3 separate regions of the Mus musculus genome follow, and regions 1 and 2 are each linked to region 3. A link is a loop called in an ENCODE intact Hi-C map of the cell type or tissue named here. Cell type or tissue: left cerebral cortex. All regions are shown on one strand.

Region 1 (2,500 bases), 900 kb before region 3:
TTAATATTTCATTTTCAATTAAGTGAAAGAAAATCTACCTGGGATAATAAACTTTATCTGTATATTGTGTCTGTAGAGAGAAAAAAATTGATACTTTATTTAGAAATACTAAAACTCACAAATCCATGATATCAATACTTTAGCAGGCAAGCAAGAAGGGCCAGTATTTTGGATCTCTTATTAAGATTAAGCAGAGTCGCTTCCTTGTGGATAACTTTGCGCATTTCTATGTGGTTAAAACCAGCTGAGAGAGGCGAGGAAAGCTGAGCTATCACTTTTGTTTTATTTTATTTTTTAAAGTGGCTACTGTAGTGGCAAAGGGCACCACCGGCTTCTTTATTGTTACACCACCAGTTCTGACACGAGGGTGACAAACATCATTAGTTTTCTGTTGTAGCTATTGTTGCTTTTGATGACGGCTTCTACAGGGGCCATGCTGCATTCACGCTTTGAGTTCTATGAAGGGACTCCTGAGCTGCCCTGGGACAACCTTGCCAGGTGTAAGGAGCATGGCCCTTGATCTTTGTTGTTCTAGCTGCATGGAATTTCCCTTCCAGCCTTGGCTGGGGAAAGTCCTATTAAGTGCTTTTCACAATTTTCTTGTATTCGTGGGTTTCTTTTATTAAACCAGATACAAGTTGTGACACGATATTAATTCAATCACTAATAACAGACTGGGATCGCGAATCTATGTCAGCAGGTTGGTGTTGATGAAGCCGTAGACATTGCTAGAATATCCTTTTAAATGCTTGCTAAATTTTATTTCTGCGGTGATAGACTGCTGGGTTTATCCCCACCCCACACCCCACCCCACTTTTCTCTCAATCAAAAAAAAAAAAAAAAAAAAAAAAAAAAAAAAAAAGAGCACAAGTGTCCCTCTATGTATGAGCTCTGCAGTCCCAGCTTCTCTGTTGCAAGGCTGGCTGGCAACCACTAGAGGGGAGGAGACAGCCGGATTTATTGAAGGCTCCAGCAGAGATGGATGGTGGGGAAGGCGTCAGAGGAGGAGGTGCCAAGCAATTGAAGTGGGTTATAAAGGTTTGCAAAAACAGGGGAAAATAGACTTCTTAGGATATGCAAAATTTTGCTTCATATAAATGAGAACTGACTGGAAGAGTGGTTAGAAGGTTGCAGCGCATGTACCTGTAATTCTGTAGTCCTAAGAATTAGTAAGGCGAGCCATGAAATCCGAGTTAACACTTATGAAAACAAATGGCTCTTTCCCCAGGACTGTAGCTAATGGTCATGTGCGAGAAAGAACAGCTACTGGGGGAGAACAGGAAAGGAGTCTAAAACGATCTGTCTGTTTTGAGTAAAGAGGAGTCCAGGGGCATACAGCTCATTTCCTAAAGCATGCCAAAACTTAACCCTGTTCACGTCTCTTAACCCCTTACATTCTGGGGCCAAGAGAGAAACAGAGGAAACATCCCAGAAGTAAAATAATGATACAATATACCCAGAGAGAGGAGATGGGAGGAGGGAGGAGGTGTTTGACCTTCCTGGAATCCTGAACTACAATATCCTACTACATGGACTTAAATCAAAAAAATTGTACTGTGGGATGAGGGGGGTCACATATAGCAGTTGAAAAATACCTCTGATGCTTTTGAATCCAGCTTGACCTCTTTGATCTTTAATTTTGGGGAAACTAAAAGGAAATAAATATACTTAATGTTAGTATTGTTAAAGTATTGCAGTGTGGAGCTGGGGACTGTTCTGTGTGCTCTCCTGAGCATAATTGCACTGAGATCATCCTGTTTCCATTTTGAAAGCCACTGGCAATTACTGGAATACAATGTATCATGCGTTTGCTCACTGGATATAAAACCTATATACTAATTCGCAATAAAATGTAACAGCTGTCAGTGCATTTTCTGCTCTGTTACTTCAATAAATTGGAACTCTGACTAGAAAATGGGAATGTTGCGTTTTTACACAGTCTGTAATGTGTTTGCTTTTTGCAAATACAATTTATTTTTTTCATGACAAAAATTGTAGTTTGTTATTACTGCTAGTGGATAAATATTCCTATATCAGAATGAATTACATATGGTACCTGTAAAGAAGTAGTAATATTTTCTCTTTTTTATGGTAGCCTGTCTTCAGTAAACAAAATACACTTAACCTACTTCTGTCGCATACTGAGGTTCCCACCCCCCATCATGATGGCTGTGTGCTGAGAGTAGGAAAAGATGCATGAGGTTTTTTTTTTTTTTTTTTTTTTTTGTTTGGTTTTTTTTTCCTGTAATCTCAGGTGCCTGGATCTATCAGTAACATTTATGTCCAGACACTATCACACCCTACAGAGTTTATTTTTGTTTAAGTTTCAAATGTCTTCCCTCGTGCCTTGACTATGCAGATTTCCTTAGGATGCTGAAGTAATGTCTTTGAGTTTTATTTAAAATAAAAATGCATGAACATTTCTGTAATTCTGTTACTTGAGGTCAGACTTTTCACAGATAATTAGCCTTTTACACACTGTGAAATCAACCTGCATTGG
Region 2 (2,500 bases), 1.0 Mb before region 3:
GGAGAAATGCATATCACAAACAATTGCTTCAATGCCCTGCCATAATTCTCCTTCACAATGCAGGAACTACAGCCACCTCTGCCATGGAGAAAGCCCAAGTAACGCATACACACACCACACCCCACAAACACACATGCACACCCACACACCACACCATACAAACATACAAACACACACAGACGCTACACAATGCTTATATATGTAATCTATTTATCTGTGTTTATATATACATTATATACATGCATATATATATATATATATATATATATATATATATATATATAAACATATGTTGTATAAAATTTGTATACTTGTATGTAACATAATAGAAGCCATGCTAATATCAAAACTATACTATAGACTGTATACTCCCATAAACATACAATTTATATCAGACACTGGTACAATGTGTAATATACTTAGTTTCCACATTTTACATTTCAATGGAAAAAGTAACTTTTTAAATGTTGATTATTTTATATTATAGTACTATTTTGTTTCTTTTGGTTGCTGTTTTCATGTTACTTTACAAATAATGAAGATCTAAAATGTTAATTGTAATTTTTTTGTAAATCATATTTCCTGATTTGAAATGGAGGGGGATGCATTTAGCAGTAAAAAGAATACCACTCTGAACAAAACCCGCGTTTTACACAGTGAATTTGTTGGGCTGGGAACATATGTAATAGAAATGCATTATCATTTATTACTCAATTAAATGATTCTTTAATTAATTTTCATTTGTTTCTTCTGCTATTTAAGAAAAGCAAATTTCGAAAGCTTAAAAAACGATCAACTTCCCATCTCTTCTCTTCCTTGGAATAAAAGGTTTTGTTTTTTATTGTTTTGGTTTTGGTTTTTGTTTTCCCTCTTACAAGACATCAGAGCGGAGTGTGTCAGGGGAGAGAGTGGCTGGCTCAGCTGAGGAAGGATGGGAGCAGGCAGATTTTTGGCAGAACTGAATGTGTTAATCTGCAGTGAAATTAGCGATTTAAAAAAGTATTTCTCAGCTGCACATCTGAAAAAAAATTATGGGTCTAATTTTCCTTTGGAAATTTAAAATGTTACAAACTCGTAAAGATATAATTATCTGAGTTTTTCCACCCCACACTCGCCATGCACACAAAAAGGAGTGGGAATTATGTATGGATGTAAATGGGGTGACTACTGCAAAGAATTTAGAAACATTTCAATAAACATACTTGCAAATATTTTCGGTATTTTAAAAAAGTAGGACACATATGTTAAAGCTGAGTGAAGAGGGTCTAAAAGGGAATCTCCAAGCGTGCAGTTTGCTTCTATATTTGTGTGAACCATTTGGTTAAGTATTTTGCAAAATATCTACACTTTATTTTCCAGTCCTTCTGGGATTTTCAAAATACTGTATATCCTACAATAGACTTTTCAACATATGTGTAAGCTGTGGTGTGAAAATAATCGTGGAAATAATTCTAGATCTATATAATCCCACAACCTACTTGCCTTGAATTGGCTGCGTGTGTTTTTCATGTAAGTATGCACAGAAAATATTCAAGTGTTTCACACAAAACTCATTTAGATCCCAAAGCATCTCTGGGGTTGGCACGGCGTTGCCAACCCTGAAGAAATTAGACAACATTTAATAACATCAAGCAGGAGAGCTTCCGCTTTGTCAGATTCTTCTAAAAGTTTCGTTTGAATATAGAGATGTTTAGTTCAAGTGCTCATTCTTTCATATATTTGTAAGTAGGAAATGTTAAACACATTTAAGTTTCTTAAAAATTAATTACTTAATGCTTTTCCAGGAAAAACTTAGATTCCTAAGTAGTAAGTCTTTTTGTTTCCATAACTCTCATAGGAAAGAGTTTTCTGTGGTTCCGGGGTCCCTCCACACCTCTCTCCTCAGAAGTTGTTAGAAGGAGGTTTAAAATAGCCAAGGCTTTTCTTTAACCTTTTCTTTCCTAATTCTCCTCCTCCAGCTTTTCTTTACCCATTTAAGATGTTATAAAAATTAGCGAAGAAAATGCTAGCACTCAGCAGAACTATACACATTCGGGTGCTAAATAAATACTTTTGATGGTGATGAATGCTGGCAAGCCTCCATGGAAGAAAGACCTTACACAAAAGATGTTATAATTATTATGTTTAAATGATTATGCTATAATTATTATGTTAAAAATCTCCCATGCTTTCAGAGCAGCTCAGCAGTGGCAGGGCTGTGACATCCCCATTAAGCCTTATCTATTGCTAAGGCACTTGCCACCTTCACAGGCAAGCCATTCGAAGACAGTGGTGTGGCCAAGCTAGAGCAATCCTGAGTAACGGGAGGGGGACACCGTGGTGGCAGGCTGTGCTTTCTCTCCTTTCCCTTTTTGAGAGGCGTCCTGACACCAAAGAATTACATCTTCAAATTTTGCTACAGGGAGATCTTGGTTCTTTTGCTTCACAGACTGCTGGAGCGATGACAGGGAGTTCGCAGGGATTTACCCACCTCTTTGGTGTAACAAACACATATTTCTCT
Region 3 (2,500 bases):
CTCTCTTCACACCCCGCTTCAGAGTACTTCTCAGGACTTCCTAATCCGAGGTGCCCACTACGGACTAGCTTCCCCGCGCTCTCCTCAACTCTTACTGGCTCCGCCGCACCCTGGACTCACCCCACACAGTCGGTCCGCTCCATCCAGACTGGAAACAGGTCTGAGTCGGGCAACGCTGGAAGCCACATCTCATCAACACCAATCCACACCAGTCGCCTAGATCTAGGCTGCAGAGAAGCCCGCGACACGCTGCCAATGATGGTGGGGGCAGGGAGGCCATGAAGAACCGCAGCCTCCAGCTGGGTTGCGGCTTTCTTATGGAAATGACCCGCGCTGGCCTACTGGACTCAAGCGGGTTCCATAGTCCCGCACCCCATCTCTCCAAAGCTTTTCCTCCCGCAAACCCTCATCCTCCTCATCCTACCGTGGCTGAACTGGTGGGGGATGAGCTAGAGCTACGCCCCGGCCGCAGAGCGCGGGCCGGGTCTCCCCTCGGCCCGACGGGCTCCAGCTCCGCATTAAATATTCATAGCAATCGCTACTTTCTTAAAGGGGAACCCGCCGCGCGGGAAAGTTCCCAGCCAGGGGGACTCACAAAGGAAGGTGTCTGCTCCCTCCGGTCCTAGGGGTAACCGGGCACACAGCTCCTGAACACTTGGGCGAACAGGGAAGGGAAGGGAAGGGAAAGATCAGAGTACCCGCTCGCCTACAGTCAAGACACTTCCTAGAGACTGCGAAAGAAGAGATATTTGGAAAGCTTTGGAAGCCCCGATCACTCGTCGCATAATTATTTAAAAATAAGTGGTCACATCTAATGCTTCAGGGTTTCCAGGGCCTTTCATTAGTTTCTTTCATTTTATAGTTTTAAAAGGACGGTGGTTTGACTTCATTCAGGCGTCATCCGCCCGGGGACCAGAAAGTTTGCTCTGTATTGCTTGAAACATGCACTCGGGGAACTTAGAAACATCACTTTGAGAGCCTAAAACAAAACCTGCACCTGTCCCATGGCTGATGTGCAGAGCTGGAGCTTGAGAACTCAGAACCCTTGTGGGGGTACTCGTGGGGAGAATTGGTCTGAACCCCAGCGCCACTGCTCAATTCCAGGCCTCTTTCTTCCAGAGCACGGAGGGCCTGCATAGATGTGCAGTCCTCGGCCTTCCGGAGGCCGAAACCCATCTGCCAACTGCTCAGCAGGGACCAGGAGAAAAGCGGAATGGGAAAGGAAGAGGAAGCAGAGAAAGTTCTGGGCCCGCTGCGGAGGAGGCCCTGCCTGGGATGCACCCCCGCCCGGGGCCAGCTGACCCGTGACCGCTCCTCCTGGTGCCAGGCGACGCCCGCGCCCTGGTGTGCTTTCACCCCCACATCCCCCCCCCCAGCCCCCCCCCCCCCCCCCCCGCTCACGCCCACTCCACACTCTCTCTCTCGATAAGGCTCTTTTTGTTCCGGACCAGGAGCACTTTCACAAATGGTTAGAAAGTCTTGAGCGCCATCTAACGGGAACAGCAAAAAGTTGAAAGTGGGTGGAGGTTAGGACCTGTGAGGTGCCCAGGCTGGGCTCCGGAGAGTCCTTTCCCCAACTCTATCCACACTCTCAAGCCTTGACTTCCCTTCTCTTACTCTCACAACTCTCGTCCCCTAGAACTCCAGACTTGACCACTCTCGCAGGCTCACCTTTCCAGAGCCCTGGGGCAGTTGTAGGCTGCTTCTTGGACCTTCTCTTCCACTCCTGGTAGGACTGCTTGCCAGGTTCCCTGGTGTCACACCTGCCTGAATAGGGTTCTGGTATCATTCAAAGTCTTTATGGTTTTCTTTTGGGCCTGAGATGGGAAGTCTCATGAATTCGCATGAGGTGCGCTGGTTTTCTGAAATGAAAACCCGTGAGCCTAAGCTTTTGCAGACAGAAGGAAGCAGAAGAATAAAGGTAATAGCAACCACTTCAAAGTGTGCAATCTAGAGATTTAGCCTAGCAGTGGGTCTAGAAGAGCTGAAGCCTTTATCCAGGGAGAAAGGTGTGGACTGAAGCGCTGCCCTGGGGCTTGGGAGGGGCCAGTCTAGTGGAGTCTCACAAGTGGTATTAGTCAGGAATAGCCTTTGGATGTCCTGGGCAAGCCACACTGCCCCAGCCAGGAGGTGTAGCTCAGGTAGCGTCATGTGATAGGCATGTGATAGATGCAACAGGTACCTATGTACTCTCTCTGCAAGACAGAAGCCCAGGACAGACCAAAGTAATGATTGCCACACTGTCTAATTTGGTGAATCAACGAGTCTCTTTTTTGAAAAAAAAAAAAAACATAATGGGGTTACTAATAGGAGTATAGGTTAGGTGTTAATTAGATGGCACAGGGGTGACTAAAAAGCAGTGATGCCACAGGAAGCCCACTCCTGACATGAGACATCTGAAAACTAACCATTGCAGCTTTCTCTGTAGCTGTCAGTCATCTCCAAGTGGGAACTTCTCTTTCTAAGTTTGTCTAGTCGCTCTCTACCAGCCCTGCCAACT

What was found. A loop is a pair of places that touch in the nucleus more often than their neighbours do. Peaks named below come from ENCODE experiments on the same cell type or tissue, not always from the same donor. Only the 100,000 strongest peaks of a DNase experiment are listed, where the experiment ranks them.
Region 1: it touches region 3 in a loop (5-fold over the local background); 6 of 42 quality-filtered maps call a loop at or near these places.
Region 2: it touches region 3 in a loop (5-fold over the local background); 2 of 42 quality-filtered maps call a loop at or near these places.

The regions. Positions count from the first base shown.
Region 1 is chr1:41,809,571-41,812,070 of GRCm38, forward strand. All of the region lies in intron 1 of Gm29260 (a long non-coding RNA gene), which reads left to right. Among named protein-coding and RNA genes, the nearest start is that of Gm29260, 68 kb to the left of the region's middle. In left cerebral cortex, a CTCF peak has its summit at 947; DNase peaks (open chromatin) are centred at 392, 482, 961 and 1,738; H3K4me3 peaks cover 913 bases; H3K27ac peaks cover 1,156 bases.
Region 2 is chr1:41,673,351-41,675,850 of GRCm38, forward strand. No RefSeq gene overlaps it. Among named protein-coding and RNA genes, the nearest start is that of Gm29260, 68 kb to the right of the region's middle. In left cerebral cortex, no CTCF peak of the experiment used is centred here; DNase peaks (open chromatin) are centred at 1,070 and 1,511; H3K4me3 peaks cover 362 bases.
Region 3 is chr1:42,713,235-42,715,734 of GRCm38, forward strand. All of the region lies in intron 1 of Gm46091 (predicted gene, 46091), which reads left to right. It overlaps Pantr2 (POU domain, class 3, transcription factor 3 adjacent noncoding transcript 2), which reads right to left and starts at 220. Exons shown (of 4, transcript NR_110495.1): 1 at 121-220. In left cerebral cortex, a CTCF peak has its summit at 1,502; DNase peaks (open chromatin) are centred at 247, 531, 1,259 and 1,450; H3K4me3 peaks cover 1,350 bases; H3K27ac peaks cover 1,309 bases.